Linked DNA regions of Homo sapiens: region 2 is linked to region 1. Evidence: read pairs that join two places in POLR2A ChIA-PET (ENCODE). Cell type or tissue: CD4-positive, alpha-beta T cell. All regions are shown on one strand.

Region 1 (5,000 bases):
TGCCTCAACTTCCTGAGTAGCTGGGACTACAGGCACATCCCACCATGCCTGGCTAATTTTTAAATGTTTTGTAGAGATGTGGTCTCCCTATGTTACCCAGGCTAGTCTCAAACTCCTGGACTCAAGTGATCCTCCCACCTTGGCCTCCCAAAGTGCTGAGATTACAGGTGTGAGCCACCACACCTGGCCATACTGTCCTTCTTTAAATGACAGGTTTCTTCCCACTCCTTCAGCTTCAAGAGTACAAACATTTTAGGGTCACATTTCAGCATGTCCACCTTGAACCCAGCTACAAAAATCCTACCCCAGGCAGTGGGCCCCCAGCAAAGGGCTGTGTGTGCTGACCTAGTTTCACCACCGAACCCAGCCCCAGACCTCACAGGGCACTGCTCACCTGCCAGGTGCCCACTCTGTGCTTGTTGAAGATGGTGTCTTCTTGATTTCACTTATTTGCCTGAAGCCACCCAATAAGTCAGTAGTGGGCCAGAGAATAGAAACCAAGTCTCCTGCCTTTCAAGTGTCACATTTGTTTTGTGTTAATAAGCTATATACCTCCAGGGGATCTGGCAGAAATTTGAAGGTGGTTAATTTTACTGCAATAAATACTTAAGAATCCTTTTTAAAGCAAAGAAGTCAAGCCCCCGCCAGGGAAAACACAATCTGCTCTGAGGGCCTTTGACAAACTGACATGGGCACTAGGACTAGGTCATGGATCATTGGCCCTTGATTCTGTCTCCCACTGAGCATCCCAAAGGGGTTGAGACCTCTGCTGGAGCCACTAGGCTTCAGCCGGACCTGGAAATGTTCTCGCAAATGAAACTGGAATGCATGATGTCCTGGATTCAGCGGGTCACAGCTGACTGCCATCAGGAGGTGTGACGGAGAAGGTTCCATTTCTGTGACCCTGTGGTGATACAGGTCGGGACCCAGGCGAAGTAGCTCAGCCATCTGAATTGGCACCTTTCTGCTTTTCTCGCTGAGTGACGGGTGCCTTGCAGTTGGCTTCAGATGTTTGTGAATGTGCTGTGTTTCCTAAAGCCATGTCAGTCAGGAAGAAGATGCAGGTATTCAGGAGAAGGGAGAAGAAAATCTGAATTAGAAACAACGTGAGGATGGGGAGCACAGGGAGGGATGGGTTACCTTTGTCATCAGAAGAACGCCAGGCAGATTTTAGTCCCTCAGCTAATAATACTATTTGAAAAATTGATGGAGAAATTTAACTGGAAGGTTTCAGCAAGACAAAAGCTGCATCTCCAAGGCTGGACTCAGCGTGTTCACGTGGGAACTGGGTGTGAGTGTAATTGTCAGAGGGGAGGGTTGTCACAGGAGGTGCACGATGTGAAGTCACAAGGGGACGCATTATTTCCATGAGTTCTCACAGTTCCCAGGGCAGCCACAGATGGTAGTGGTTTATGTCTGCCTCTGCCTTGACAGAAGGGCAGTAGGCAGTTGTGGCAAGAAAAATGGACCAAATGAGGGCTGCACTCAGCAGGTTAAATTTGCTGTCTGTTAGTGTTCCTAGGTGAGATGCTTCAAAACTAGAATGCTCTGCTGGGACTTTTATTTCCCTTAGAAATAAAAGGCCAGGCGCGGTGGCTCATGCCTATAATCCCAGCACTTTGGGAGGCCAAGTCGGGCAGATCGCCTGAGGTCAGGAGTTCGAGACCAGCCTGGCCAACATGGCAAAACCCCATCTACTAAAAATACAAAAATTTGCTGGGTATGGTGGTGGTGGGCGCCTGTAATCCCAGCTACTTGGGAGGCTGAGGCAGGAGAATCACTTAAACCTGGGAGATGGAGGTTGCAGTGAGCTGAGATCGTGCCCCACTGTACTCCAGCCTGGGAAACAGAGTGAGACTCCATCTCCCAAAAAAAAAAAAAAAAAAGGTTCTTTGTTCACACTTTCTCTGCGCTGCTGCAAGTGACTTTGGTGCCGTTTCCTGCAGCCTGTGTCGGTGGCTGGGACTTTCTCGACAGCAAGGCAGGCCGTGCATGAGGCCTATAGGACCCAGGGCTGCCTCCCAATGCTGACGGCCCTGCGCTGTGTGAGCTTGGGTAAGCCAGTTCGGCTCACTTCACCTCAGGTTCCTTGTTCCTATGTGGACGGGTTGCTTGTTTGGAGGATTAATAATGATGGGGAATGCAAAGTGTGGTTGGTTTTGCTGGGGAAAAGAGCAGGGAAGTAGAGACCTAGGCAGGTGATGTCACCTCTCTGATGAACTCCAAGGTCTCTGTCAACACCGGTGCCTTTGTCCTGACATTGCGGGGTTTGTGGCATGATTGGAGAGACCTTGCGTGCTCTCTGGGCAGCCCTTGTTAGTGCCCCCCAACTAGCTGGGAGATCCAGAGTTTCATGAGAACCCTCCCTCCGTGACAAAATCCGCCTTCCTCGCTGTCAGGCTCAGGTTGTCCTGTGCCCCCACTGAGCCTGCTCATTATTGATTAATGAACTTGTAAAATGAGAAGTATTGTTTTACCGGAAGCTACATGTTTATGTGGTTGGTAAAAATGAGAAGAGTTGCTTGAGAACTGGTTCTCCTTTCCATGAGTATATACAAGGTTCAAATCTGGGCTTTGTGGTTATAAGACATGTTGAGTGAATAAAAATGAAGGAAATGCTGGGCATTTATCACAATTTTTTTTTTTTTTTTTTTTTGAGACAGGGTCTTACTCTGTCACCCAGGCTGGAGTACAGTGGCACGATCTCGGCTCACTGCAGTCTCCACCTCCCAGGTTCAAGTGATTCTCATGCCTCAGCCTTCCGAGTAGCCAGGATCACAGGCGTGGGTCACCGCACCCGGCTAATTTTTGTATTTTTTGTAGAGACAAGCTTTCGCCATGTTGGTCAGGCTGGTCGAACTCCTGGCCTCAAGTGATCCATCCGCCTTGGCCTCCCAAAGTGCTAGGCTTACAGGCATGAGCTGCTGCGCCTGGCCTTTCACAATTCTTAAACTGTTGACTTACAGAAACACAGACCTGTATGAACACACAGATCACTTTAGAGGTCCGTCTCAGAACTACCTGCTGTCATGAGTGATGTACAGATAAAATGTGGAAGATCTAGAAACTAGTCATTCCTAATCTCTGCCATAAGTAAACATTTTAGTTTAATGTTAAAAGGTCACTCAGGGTTATTGTGAGATTTGATGAGATCATGGCTACAAGGAACCTTTAACTGTATGAATGAAAAATCTAATGAAACTGCAAAGTCACTCCTATTTACTAAAACCAGTGTAGTGGCTGTTTCTGCCTCTTTTCTTTCCCTCCTCCCTTCCCTTTTCTTCTCTGTTGTTTCTGTCACTTTCCTCTCCCTTCTACCTTATTTTTTTCTTCCTTTCCTTCTCCTTCCTCTCTTTCTGGCATTAGCAGTTTGTTTGTTTGTTTGTTTTTGTTTATTTTGAGACCGAATCTCGCTCTGTTGCCCAGGCTGGAGTACAGTAGCCCAATCTCGGCTCACTGCAACCTCCACCTCCCGGGTTCAAGCCATTCTCCTGCCTCAGCCTCCCGAGTAGCTGGGATTACAGACGCCCGCCACCACACCTAGCTAATTTTTGTATTTTTAGTAGAGATGGGGTTTCACGATGTTGGCCAGGCTGGTCTCAAACTCCTGACCTCAGGTGATCCGCCCACCTCGGCCTCCCAAAGTGCTGGGATTACAGGTGTGAGCCCCCACACCCGGCCCTGGCATTAGCAGTTCTTACACAAGAACAGCGTAGGCATGAATCCTGCCTTCATGGCACTTACACACTAGCAGAGGAATCTGGCAGCAAATAAGCACACAAAGGCAGCTGCAGGGTATGATGTGCCGTGACGTAAAGGGACAAACACCGTGAGAGTCTAACTAAAGCCTGGCATGTGTCAATCCTATGTACCTATTCAGAAACTAGGGTTCATGACGGTGCTTCTGTTGTTACCTAGTAGAAGTAGCTTTGTAAGCACAAAGATTGTAGTTTTGTGAAGCTATCTAGTACAGAGTCACTCTGGAAGTTTAGCATTATAGAGTTTTTTCATAGAAAGGATGGATAGATACAAGTTTTTCCTAACAAGCACAAGTGGCAGTCTTTGAAAACTAATTTTTTATGTGTACATTGTAGCATTGGAAGATAACTGTGGTTGAGTGTGATAAACTGAAACTTTTTAAAAAATCTATTATTTTTTTTACAAGTTAAGTTAGAGCCAGATATGCTGATTCTCTACCATTTTCAAAAGAGGAATTGGAAAAGGGAGAGCTTGTTTATGTGGTATTCACAATAGTGTCTGCTCCTGAAGAAAATTTTTGGAAAAATCTCATGAGTGTCCTCAGACTAAAAACAGGGATCCAGTCTGTTGTTCATGCAGGACTCAGGAGGCGAGCGAGCATGTGATACCAGGAAGGGTCCCATCCCTGCCCTGCTGGGGAGCCCTCAGTGGCGAGGTGGCGAGTTCAGGCTTCACTTCAGAGCATGGATACTGCTGCATAGGTGCTGGAAGGGTGCTGCATGGGTGCTGGAAGCTGCTTGGCATAGTGCATGTCCTGTTTCCTGCCACTTGGAAAGAGGACTGTGGAAGTCAGGTCTTCCCAGTCCTCACCAGTAAAGCAAGCAACGAATGCCTTCAGTCCAGGTAATATGTCCAGGCTTTAAATTCTCTGGATCTGTCTTTGGATACCCTGGGAAAAGTCTTGTCTCTTCTTAGGCCCTTCTGACTAAAAGCAGCCAGGACTTTTAAACTGACTAATTTTTAAAGATTTCCAAATAGAGAAAATTAAAGCAAAAATTTTTGAAAGCTGAAAATGATCTTTCCAACTTTTCTCATTCAGAGTAGAACACTGGAGCATTGAAAGTTTGTTCATGTTTGTGATTGATCACATATTTAAAAAATTGTAAAATAAAGACCTTATTTTAATGTTAAAAGTTCACTTCAACACCATCATTTCTACGAGGTTCTAGGTCTTTTGTGAACAAATTAAATATAGTGCTTTCTTTATAACATGAATTAAATCTAGATCCCAATGATATTTG
Region 2 (5,000 bases), 490 kb before region 1:
CCCTCAACACTGCTTTTCAAGTTGTTTTAAACTTTTTCACAAACTTTTTAATTACTTTAAAACATTTCCATAGTGAAATTTTGTCAAATTATGCAAAAAACACACAAAAGAAAATTCCTTTGAGTCATATAAAATTCTCTCAGCATAATTAATCACTGCTGCATATTAATATATGGCATATCAAATGCATGTTATATAAATAATATATGCACATACAAAATACATTATTTCATTTAACTCTCACAATTACTTAGTTTATTATCACCATTTTAATCAATACAATTCATTCAAGATCGAATAAGAAGTCAGGGGTAGAGCCAGGATTCAATCCCAGGGATGTCAGACACCCAACTCTCCTTCCCACAAACTTAACACCTACCTATTATATGTGGCTGCCATATCATTAAGATCTGACTAGAAAGGTTCTTTCAAAGATTGATGATAAATACAATCTCTTTGAAAGTGATTAAGATCAACCTGATAATTAAGGTAACTGCTGATCAATAACAGGGCTATGGTACCTAAATGATTAAATAGATACTTAGAGTATATGAAAGCCCTCAGTAAATTATGCTACTAATAGTCATAATAGAAACACAGAAGAAATTTTGGAGAGAAAAACCCAAGGATACACCAGATTGTGCACTTGAGCCCAAACCAAGTTCAGAAAGCAACAAATTTTACTTTAACAAATGCAAAGCTCTATATTTAGTTTTTCTACCTAGATCCCGAAGTAATGATAATTACAGCTTTGGGAAGCATAGTCTAAATGGCATAACAAGTAGAATCTGAAAATTTAAATATGTTCGAATATAACCAATAAAACAGATCCACCACAGAAAATATTAGTATAATAAATGACATAATAACCTGATCTACTTATCAAGGTTTACAGCAGTATCTGAATACAGTTTCCAGGTAAATATTTTTCTTTCTACTCAAAGGAAAATGAATTTTAAAACTTTGATCCAATCCAACAAATATTTAGTGCACATCTACTCCATTCTAGCCTCTATAGTCATAAAAATAAATAAGGCAAGATCCCTGTCCTTCCCCCCTTGTCCATGGGGGCTGGGAAGCTGGAGAGACAGCAATGGTATATACAATACTTGTGTGAACAACTCTAAAACAATGTGGAAATTATTGTAGTAATAATGGTTTGAACAGTGTTACATAAATGTAGAGGGAATTATTACTTTGGTTAGATCTATCTCCTGAACCTCAAACTAATATATCCAACTGCTTACTTGACATACCTATGTAGATGTCTAATTGGCATCTCAGACTTAACTTGTCTAAAATCAAGTTGCTGAACAACCCACCATATTACCATATTGGATCCTCTTGTTGTACCCATCTTAGAGAATGGTTACACCATTTTTCTAATTGCTCAGGTCAAAACTTTAAGTCATCCTTAGCTTCTTTTTCTCACACTTCTCATCCAGTTCATCAAAAAATCCTGTCAGCTCTATATGATACCTTTTTTTTTCTAGTTTCTCTCTCTCTCCCTGCCACCATGTGCTCCCCCTCTCTCTTTTTCTCTTTCACCTTCTCATACTCACTAATAGCTACTCTTTCATAAGCAGCCAGCTGATGGGCTCATTCCACATACTATCTTTTTTTTTTTTAATTATACTTTAAGTTTTAGGGTACATGTGCACAACACGCAGGTTTGTTACACATGTATACATTTGCCATGTTGGTGTACTGCACCCATCAACTCGTCATTTAGCATTTATATGATACCTTTTAAAATACATCCAAAATGTGACCAATTTTCAACATTACTACTACCATTCTAGTATAAGCCAATGCTATAATCACTTCTCAGGTGAGCAATAGGATCCTTAAAGGACTCGCTGCCCTTCACTCAATTTGTTTTGTTAAAATGCAAGGTCAGTTCATAGCATTTCTTAAACCCAACAATGGCTTCCCACTTCACTCTGCATGTAGGTTAAAGTCCTAAACAAAGTCCTAAAAAACTCAACACAGTTTGTGCCCCCAGCTATTTCTCTGATTTCACCTCTTCCCACTCTCTTTCTCTGACTTCACCTCTTCCCACTCTCTTTCTCACATACCTCTGATCTAGCAACAAAAATTCTGGAAAAAAAACCAAGAGTAGTAGAAAGGTGGCAATGTTTTACTTTGTAATAATATCAGTTCAATAATGAATATCACCTGTATGAAGACACTTTATTTGAATACCTGGTTCAGCAGTACTTACCATAAAATGTCAATTAAGATAGGGATTAAGTCCTTTAAGAATATCTGTAATGAGGCCAGGCACGATGGCTCATGTATGTAATCCTGGCACTTTGGGAGGCCAAGGCAGGATGATCACCTGAGGTCAGAAGTTCAAGACCAGCCTGGCCAACATGGCACAACAATGTCCTACTAAAAATACAAAAATTAGCTGGGCGGGCGCCTGTAATCCCAGCTACTCGGGAGGCTGAGGCAGGAGAGTCACTTGAACCCCGGAGGCAGAGGTTGCAGTGAGCCGAGATCATGCCACTGCACTCCAGCCTGGGCAACAGAGCGAGACTCTGTCTCAAAAAAAAAAAAAAAACAAAAATATATATATATATATATACATATATATATGTAATGAATCTTCCCAGAAAACTACACAAAAACAAAAATTTTGCACACCGTTTAAAGACTATCATGGGCTCCCTTAAAATCTATTCATGAAGCTTCATGTAAACAAACATGAAATAGCCAAAGGACTGAGAACAGAACAAAAAATCGACAGCAATAGCTAGCTGAAATAAAAGATTGGGAATGCCAAGGCATGAAAGTTGTTAGACTTCTGAATAGTATTTTCTGATTTCTTTTGTTTTCTCTTGATCAGAGTCCTGGATTACCCAGTCACAACTAGAGACCTGTTTAATTTAACCTGAACCATAATTTCAGTCTTGTGAAAGTTCAGAGCTTTTCCTATTGAGTTCCAGGGCATGTTTCCTCATATTTCTGCTTCCAGACATTGGAATCCACAGAAGTTGCCTCACTACTGTCCTACCTCAGTTTGAACCCCAAACCTAATTGTCTCACCAGTATCTACCAAAAAATAAGTAAATAAAAATCAACTCCCAAATCAATTTTACTAGAGAAAACTTCTAAGAATTTGGTGAGTAAAGACAGAGTCATGTCATGAAATGTGGCATTCTGCCATCCTGCTGGCTCTACTACCACTTATCTCAAGCTTGTCCAACCTGTGGCCCATGGGCTGCATGAGGCCCAGGATGGCTTTCAATGTGGCCCAAGACAAATTTGTAAACTTACTTAAAACATTAAGAGACTTTTTTTGTGATTTTTTTTGTAAGCTCATAAGCTATTGTTAGTGTATTTTATGTGTGGTCCAAGACAATTCTTCTTCCAATGTGGCCCAGGGAAGCCAAAAGATTGAACACCCCTGATTTATCTCTCTTTTTTTTTTTTTTTTTTTTTTTGAGACGAAGTCTTGCTCTTGTCTCCCAGGCTGGAGTGCGATGGCGCAATCTCGCCTCACTGCAACCTCCGCCTCCCAGGTTCAAGTGATTCTCCTGCCTCGGCCCCCCGAGTAGCTGGGATTACAGGCACCTGCCACCATGCCCGGCTAATTTTTGTATTTTTAGTAGAGATGGGGTTTTACCATGTTGGCCAGGCTGGTCTAGAACTCCTGACCTCAGGTGATCCACCCACCTCGGTCTCCCAAAATGCTGGGATTACAGGCGTGAGCCACCGTGCCCGGCCATCTCTATTTCTTGTTCCATTTCTCTGGTGCTAACGAGACAATTTCTCTTAGTGTTACAAAAATAGTTCCTTCTACAATCAGGTCTCAGTATTTTACTTTGTACTCCAAAGCACCTTCACAAATAAATACAGTTCTTTTCCTAAAAAGAATGCTGTTGAGTAAAATTTTCTCCAACTTATAATTAAGTAGAAATTTTAAAAATACATTTTAAATAAAAAAATTTTAAATCACTGGTAATTGTACCACCAGACGTAACTAACGTCAATATTTTGGTATGTGTCCTTCTAGTCTTCCCCTCTATAGTGAATGATAAATTTAAAACGAATCATCACTTCTATCCCTATTTCTGTACTAAGATATCAAAATGTCGACAAAAGGTTTCAGATAGCTCTTCTTGGAAACATATTTTTTGAACGTAAAAAATAAAAACAAAAAAACAGAAGAGGAATTCCACCTCCAAATGTTTTATATGCCATCTCTATTACTGATATCAAGGACCACCTGAATCTGGTGAAATCCTTTCGACCTCAATGTCCACGTATAGTTAGTACTGTTTCCACACTATATGTGGCAATGGTAACATACTGAAAAGCATGAGAACTTGAGCAACAGACAACTGTATATTAAATGACCACCCATGATTTCTTTTAAAGGCTGAAAAATCTAGTTTTGTCATCAACCATGGGCCTAAATAAAGTTTGACCCAGAATTCATAACGAATAAAAGAAAAAAAGAAAGCACTCCAAATAGGTACAAAATGGCTCTAACTAAAATATCTACTAACAGGATAATTCCCCAGATTTTCTTTGGTAGAAATATTTGCTTAAAAGTGTATTTCTAAAGTACTTCTGTAGCTTTCTATAAACTAGTGTCAATATTGAAGTGTGGATATAGGCCGATTTTTCTTTGTACACCTTCACTAACCTATAATAAATCCTTAGAAGCTATCAAAAAGAGATTACTCTTTTAAAGGTCCCATCTGGAGTAAAATTCCATGACTACAATAGTCATTCTCGCTACGCTTTCTTATAATTTCTAAAGTAAATCTAGTAGTTACTCAAATAACATTTTTCCTCTTTGAGTTTTTTTTTTTTTTTTTTTTTTTTGACAGGGTTGCGCTTTGTTGCCCAGGCAGGTGTGCAGTGGTGTGATGATGGCTCACTGTAGCCTCCAATCCTGGGCTCAAGCAATCCTTCTGACTCAGCCTCTCGAGTAGCTGAGACTACAGGCATACACCACCACATCCAGCTGATTTTTTTATTTCTTA

Evidence for each region. Peaks named below come from ENCODE experiments on the same cell type or tissue, not always from the same donor. Only the 100,000 strongest peaks of a DNase experiment are listed, where the experiment ranks them.
Region 2: POLR2A ChIA-PET joins it to region 1 with 5 read pairs; 6 of 35 experiments call an interaction of 5 or more read pairs at or near these places.

What each region holds. Positions count from the first base shown.
Region 1 is chr7:130,923,594-130,928,593 of GRCh38, reverse strand. The region is part of intron 6 of LINC-PINT (long intergenic non-protein coding RNA, p53 induced transcript); the gene reads left to right. Among named protein-coding and RNA genes, the nearest start is that of LINC00513, 13 kb to the right of the region's middle. In CD4-positive, alpha-beta T cell, no CTCF peak of the experiment used is centred here; a DNase peak (open chromatin) is centred at 1,973; H3K27ac peaks cover 2,023 bases.
Region 2 is chr7:131,416,819-131,421,818 of GRCh38, reverse strand. All of the region lies in intron 8 of MKLN1 (muskelin 1), which reads right to left. Among named protein-coding and RNA genes, the nearest start is that of MKLN1, 91 kb to the right of the region's middle. In CD4-positive, alpha-beta T cell, no CTCF peak of the experiment used is centred here; no DNase peak of the experiment used is centred here.